2 separate regions of the Homo sapiens genome follow, and region 1 is linked to region 2. A link is a contact called in ENCODE Hi-C or POLR2A ChIA-PET data. All regions are on one chromosome and are shown on one strand. The core of a region is the stretch at or near the end of the contact, and the rest is flanking DNA. Distances in the headings are between cores, read along the strand shown.

Region 1 (3,274 bases), core at 103-2,602, 46 kb after region 2:
GCAATTGAAAACTCATATATTGTTTATTTCTGGAGTTTAATCTTTTAGGACTGTGGTTGACTTCAGGTAACTGAAACCATGGAAGGTGAAACCACAGATAAAGCAGGACTACTGTATTTAAAATGTCCAGAGGAGGCAAGTTCATGGAGACAGAGATCAGTGGTTTCCAGGGGGGGTGGGGGGCAGCAGGAATGGGATGTGACTGCTTGATAGATACAGAGTTTCTTTCTAGAGTGAGAACAATGTTCTGGAACTGGCGGTGATGACTGCACAACTTCTGAATGTACTGGACGCCACTGCATTTGTACAATTTATTTATTTTATTATCATTATTTTTTTGAGACAAGGTCTCACTCTGTCACCCAGGCTGGAGTGCAGTGGCACAATCATGGCTCACCGCAGCCTTGGTCTCCAGGGCTCAGGTGATCCTCCTACCCCAGCCTCCTGAGTAGCTGGGATTACAGGCATGCACCACCATGCCACCATGCCAGGCTAATTTTTGTATTTTTTGTAGGGATGGGGTTTCACCATGTTGTCCAGGCTGGTCTCAAACTCCTGGGCTCAAGTGATCCTCCTACCTTGGCCTCCCAAAATGCTAGGATTATAGGCGTAAGCCACTGCCCCCAGCCTTACACAATTTAAAATGGTTAGAATGATGAATTTTACATTGAATTCCACTTCATAGGAAATTTTTTTTAAAACAACAACAAACCTCTTTAATGGACACATAAATTCCCTGGGGGTCTGATTGCAATGCAGATTTGGATTAAGGAGTCCGGGTGGGTCCTGAGACCGTGCTCCCCTTGCTTCTCACCTATGGCCACATTTTGAGACGCAAGGCCACTCGAAGGGCCCCCACCTCTGTGAATCAACCCCTGCTCCATCTGCCCCTATAAATAAGGGAATGCTAAAGCACAGATGGCGGGAGTGGGCGTGTCCCCAGGTCTGAGCCTGGAGGGGGTGGCCGGCCTCCCCCAGGCATGGAAGTGGAGGGAGAGGGGGCTGTAAACGGGTTACTCTGTCAGCAGACACAGAGGAGACCAAAAACAGTAGCTTTTATTTCACACGAAGCTGAGGAAGGAAGGCGAGAGGACAGCGCTGGCTATCAGAGGGTGCTGCCTGGCAGGTGCACCACCTCCAGCTGCTGGGCTCCAGCTCCGGGGCTCAGAAGCCATCTGAAAGAAAGCAGCGGCCTCCACTGAGCAAGCTGGGGTGCTGCAGGGTACCCGCCCCCGTGGTGCTCAGCAGTGCCTTCCCTCCCCTCCCCAGCCCCCGGGAACTCCTCCTGCGCCAGGGACACAGGGATCAAGGAGAGAACAGAGTGCAACCCCATCCCTGCCTGATCAGTGGGGGTGCCCGTCTTCCCTGCGACGGTTTTGGGGTGGAACAGGAGTGGCTCCTCAGGGGGAAATGAAAGGAACTGAGGAGCTCCAGTCGTGAGAAGGCCAATGAAGCAGGTAGCTTCTCTGCGCCGGGGTTGTGCTGAGATGTCATCTAGGGCCGGCTCTTCCAGAACCTCATTTGACGCTGGGAGGCAGCGACCGGGTGTGGGGGCGGGGTGGTAGGGGAGGGGAGCAGGGATGATGCGGTCCCGATTCCGTCCCCAGGGGGCGCTGGGACCCTCCCTGCTATCCAGGCTACACCTGTGCGGCGTAGCAGCCGTCCCCGTCTCGCCTGCACAGCGCCAGATGACAGCAGCCCAGAGGCTGTCCTCTGCCACCTGCACTGCTCACCTTTTCCGAGGAGGTCGGGGACGGGGCTGAAGGGTCCCCCGGGCAGGTTCCAGGCCAGGTCCTCTAGCAGGCCCAGCAGGCCTTTCACCTGTGTCCCCAGGTGATCCACGGTCTTCTCTACCATCTAGAGTGAGAAGGTGGGTAACGTCCAGGACAGGAGTGGTGCCACGTTCTGCTTCATTAGCCAGGTCCTAAGAAGCAGCTGGCGGTCCAGTGGGGTGCAGTGGAAAAGGACTGGGAGCTGCGGGACCTGGGTTTTCCTCACTCAGGCTCTGCGCCTACCTGCCTCAATCTCCCCAGATGACAATATCCTATGGGGCTCGCTCTCTAAGGCTCCTTCCTTTTTGGCACTCAGTCACAGGTTTGGATAAAGCGCGTGTAGATTACCTTCTCCCTTTTGGACTTTGCAGCCTGGAGCTCACATTCTTTTTGTTATTCTGCTCCCTGGTGGTGTCTCTGCCAAATGACAGGTCTGGGATTTTGAAATTTACTCAGGGTTCTTAATGGTTTTTCCCTGTGTATGCCATGGACCCCATTGGCAGTGTGGTGAAGCCTACAGACCTCTTCTCAGAATAATGCCTTAAATGCAAAAAATAAAACATATAGAATTACCAAGAGCACCAATTGCTTTAAAATATTATTCAAGTATTAGGCCAGGCGTGATGGCTCACACCTATAATCCCAACACTTTGGGAGGCCGAGGTGGACGGATCACCAGAGGTCAGGAGTTCGAGATCAGCCTGGCCAATGTGGGAAAACTGTCTCTACTAAAAATACAAAAAGAAAACGGGCACGGTGATGCATATCTGTAGTCCCAGCTACTCGGGAGGCCAAAGCAAGAGAATCGCTTGAACCGGGAGATGGAGGTTGCAGTGAGCCGAGATCATGCCGTTGCACTCCAGCCTGGGCGACAGAGAGAGACTCTGCCAAAAAAAAAAAAAAAAAAAAAAAAATTCAAATATTTAAAATTAAACTTTTTGGCCCAGCACGATGGCTCACGTCTGTAATCCCAGCACTTTAGGAGGCCGAAATGGGCAAATCCCTTGAGATCAGGAGTTTGAGACAAGCCTGGCCATATGGTGAAACCCCATCTCTACCAAAAATACAAAAAATTAGCGGGGCATGGTGGTGCATGCCTGTAGTCCCAGCTACTCAGGAGGTTGAGGCATGAGAATCACTGGAACCTGGGAGGTGGAGATGGCAGTGAGCCGAGATTGTACCATGCACTTTAGCCTGGGTGACAGAGCAAGACTCCATCAAAAACAAAATTTAAAAATTTGGATATATGTATTGGCCGGGCACAGTGGCTCATACCTGTAATCCCAGCACTTTGGGAGGCTGAGGTGTGTGGATGGCTTGAGCTTAGGAGTTCGAGACCAGCCTGGGCAATATAGCAAAACCTTGCCTCTACAAAAAAATACAAAAATTAGCCAGGCATGGTGGCACATGTGCCTGTAGTCCCAGCTACTTGGGAGGCTGAGGTGGAAGGATTGCTTGAGCCTGGGAGGTGGAAGTTGCAGTGAACCGAGACTGCACCACTG
Region 2 (3,607 bases), core at 551-3,050:
ATCAATAAATCATCCATATATATCCATATATGGACTCCTGAGGTGGGGGAAGTTTCTTTAAGTTCTTTTGTAAATGCCTAGAGATTATAGTTGGCAAATCTCTGAATCCCTGGGGGATGCATTGCCACCAATATGGAAAGCCTTCATAGGTAAACACAAAGAGATACCTTGGTTCCTCTGCTGAAGGTATAGAAAAGAAAGCTCAACATAAGTCTATTACTAAAATTAGTTAGGTCACACAATAGGAGGCTAAGAGGTTGAGTACTACAACTGTCAGACATACCAAAAATATATTTCTATCAGATTTTGTAAAAATATGTAAGCAAGCTAAACTTCTTTGTCAGTTTCCCTTCCTTTTTCATAGGTAATATAGGAAGACTATTACAAGGCAAATGTCCTTTCTTTATGATTCTCTTTCTAGTTCTCTAATTACAGGTTCAATTCCCCGTATTTGAGCTAGGGAGAGGATATAGCTTTACACATGACCATAATTTTTCTTTGGTGTAAGCTACGACAGTAGGGTCAATCAAATGATAGACTTAATGAGTCAATGTGTTTAAGAAAGACTTCAGCAAACAAGGCCTCTTGTCTGACCGAAGATGGCTACACATCCTCCAATTTGCCCAGTGGAAAGGCTCACTCAAGGTGTCCCATCCTTGTCACCAAACTTGTGGGGGCAGAAAGGAAACCAACACCCAAAGGAACATGCCAATTCAAAAAATAGAGAATGATTAGATAATTCTATTATTTAGAAAAAACCTGAATGCATTCAGGTAGTCAGCAAGTGTCTACACAGCTATGGTAGATTTTTAGCTCTATTGTTATGGAATTAAAGCTACAGTTACTATCCCTCATTCCGTTTTTAGTAAACAGCCAGAAGCTATTCAATTTGCATCAGTAGTTACGTTGAGTTTACCCTGATGGCCTGATTTTTATAATTCTTTATCAGGCTTACCCTGATGTTCTGCTATTATCATTCGTTACCACTACCTCCTGTAACCGCCCAAAAGTGTCCCCACACACACGAGGGCATGTTCAGTTTCCCACACTCCACCTCAACAACTGGCACCAGAATCGGCCCAGTTGCTCAAGCCAAAATCTCAGGAGTCATCCTGGTTTTCTCTCTTGCCACCCTGTGGCCCCACATCCAATCCATCAGCAAAAAACAGCTGGGAGCTGGAAAGGCAAGACTCTCTTCCTGTGAGTCCTTCACACCGCCTGCACCTGTCTAAGCCACCATTCCACTCCCTTTCCCACCTACAGCCTGGTGATATCTCCCTTCTCCTCTGCCTTCCCTCTTTGCAGCTCAATCTTTCTTTCCCTAGGTTATCAATTGTATAATAAAGATTATAAAATCACTCTATCCCAATAAATATAGCTTCTATCAGTCTTAATGACTGAAGCACCGCAGAATTCTCGGTTTGGAAGGGGGTTTTGCTGCTTAAAAAGTTTCAAAATCACTGCCAGAGGGAACCAGCAGCCCTTTTGTTGATAGCAGAGCCAGCTCCTCTCGCACGTGAATAAACAACCATAAATGAGACACGGCACATTTGAGCAGTCTTTTAAAATCATTTAAGCTTTAAAAATTATTTAAGACACGTTTGTTTTAAAAAAGCAATTCAAATCAAGCATTTGCAACATACCTACGATACCTCTATGGAGACTTAGCATCTACAAGACCCAGTTTGACAACTGCCAGCGCCAGGGAATAAGTGAAGTTTCTCAGCCCAAGTCACACAAGGCCCTAGCCAACCCACCTCTGCCTGCTCCCTGGGGCTCTCCTCTACCCCAGCCCTCTCTCCCTAAAGCCAGCGAGAGGCTCCGCGATTGTCCCCCCCAAATCCTTTCCCCCTTTTCGGGAATAGCAAGCGAGTCCAAGAGATGAGGTCACGTGATGCCGTCCGACCAATCTGGTGTGAGCAGAGGCCCCCATTCTTCCGGGGAGAGGGGCGGGGGCGGGGCCGGGCCGGGAGCGGAAGGAGCAGGGGTGGACAGAACAGCCTGGGGAGGGGGCGGGGACAGGGCGAAGCAGGGAGGGGAGGGGGCGGGAACAGGGCCAGGTGGGGCGGGCGCGCGTGTGGGGGGGCGGGCGCGCGTGTCGGGGGCGGGCGCGCGTGTGGGGGGGCGGGCGCGCGTGTCGGGGGGCGGGCGCGGGGGCGGGCACAGCAGGCGCAGGGTCTTTCCCACATGCTGGGCTGCAGAGTGAGGAAAACCCATCCCGGAGGAAGCTGGCGGTTAGGCTGGCTGAAGGCATTCTGCATGATGAACACAACAGTTCTCAAAAAAGTAATGATGTCATACCAGAGCAGCAGGAGGGGGTGGTCTGTGACCATGTATGCTTGATAAATTCTGGATTTAAGCAAAGTAGGCCGGCTTCTTTGTCAATAGACGTATTGGGTTATTCCCGGGGGGGCTGCAGCCGGAGCACCTCCCACTCCTTCGCAGGGGTTATTTCTGAAGACCCCCTCTTGGAGGAGCTCTGCTAGGGCCCTGCGTGCACCTGCTGCCCTGGCATCCTGGCCAGCAGCTCCGCCAGGCTCTAGTGTGTATGGCCTGGGCTACCTCCCGGTACTGTCGCCGCAGGCCTTGGGACCCGTTCCCGCCGCGAGGCTCCCGAGGTAGCCCCGGCCTCCGGTTCTTCTCAGATAGCCCCGTCGTCCAGCCCCAGAAGCGGGCACTAATGCCTTCCCTGAACGCTGAAAGTTGTTGAATGGATATGGACAATGATTAGAATCATGTAGAAAACATTAAGTGATGGTCAGTATGTTCTGTTTGGGAAATACTGAAATGTGCAACACAAGCTAGAAATAACAACATGCAGAACAGCACAACTTTGTAAGACCCGCGCTGAAGGAGGCAGCATTTGTGTGAGAGCGCCCGGCGCTGCCCAGAAGAGCTGGAACGCCCAAGGAAGGCCGCTGCTCAGCGCAGGACCCCTGGGCTCCCGGAAACGGGATAGCGTTGCTTATCTTTAAGGTAGGCTTGGGAAATACCTTGTTTCTCCGTAGTTTTGTGGGTGTATATACAGATACTCCTTGACTTACCATGGGGGTTACATCCCAGTAAACCCATCGTAAGTTGAAAATACCATAGTCAAAGATGCATTTAATACACTTGACCTACCAAACATCATAGCTTAGTGTAGCCTGCTTTTAACGTGCTCAGAGTTAGGCAAAATCCTACTTTATAGTTAAGTGTTGAATATCTCATGTCATTTATTGAATACTGTACTGAGAGTGAAAAAGAGAATGGTTGTGTGGGTACTCAAAGTAGAGTTTATATTGAGTGTGTATCACTATCACACCAGTAAGAAGTCAAAACATCATACGTCGAACCATCCTAAATTGGAAATTTGTGTGTGTGTCTGTGTGTGTGTGTGTGTGTGTGTGTGTGTGGTTTTTAACCGATAGGCAAGAGACACTTCCTAATGGCCTGTTTAATGACTCCAAATTACCTTGCGTCTCTTCATTGAGAAGGTGATTTAGTTTTCCCTAGGTGGTGAGGCACTATTTAAAAATTAATTTAAGCAACAACTCCAATAAACATGGGTTCATCTTTCAGTCTCTTATTAATCATATTCCAGAAAGAATTGAAGTTCTCTACCTGA

The links. Hi-C counts contacts between places; a loop is a spot of excess contacts on that map. ChIA-PET counts read pairs that join two places held with the same protein, here RNA polymerase II (POLR2A). Pooled maps may share reads with other maps.
Region 1: a loop to region 2 is called in a map of dorsolateral prefrontal cortex, with 3 times the contacts of the local background. The contact joins the promoter of LINC01856 here to the promoter of LINC02572 in region 2. A Hi-C loop is called at or near these places in 3 of 168 maps with a recorded cell type or tissue (dorsolateral prefrontal cortex, head of caudate nucleus and heart left ventricle) and 4 of 50 pooled maps. POLR2A ChIA-PET finds 5 or more read pairs at or near these places in 1 of 52 experiments (Panc1).

The regions. Positions count from the first base shown.
Region 1 is chr2:129,921,825-129,925,098 of GRCh38, forward strand. It overlaps LINC01856 (long intergenic non-protein coding RNA 1856), which reads left to right and starts at 1,353. Exons shown (of 4, transcript NR_110285.1): 1 at 1,353-1,457. It also overlaps the pseudogene PLAC9P1. RefSeq lists enhancers at 660-1,475, 1,476-2,289.
Region 2 is chr2:129,875,691-129,879,297 of GRCh38, forward strand. It overlaps LINC02572 (long intergenic non-protein coding RNA 2572), which reads right to left and starts at 1,801. Exons shown (of 6, transcript NR_149127.1): 1 at 1,758-1,801. LOC105373616 (a long non-coding RNA gene) reads left to right here and starts at 2,189. Exons shown (of 3, transcript XR_923328.3): 1 at 2,189-2,976. RefSeq lists enhancers at 1,746-2,040, 2,061-2,617, 2,618-3,173.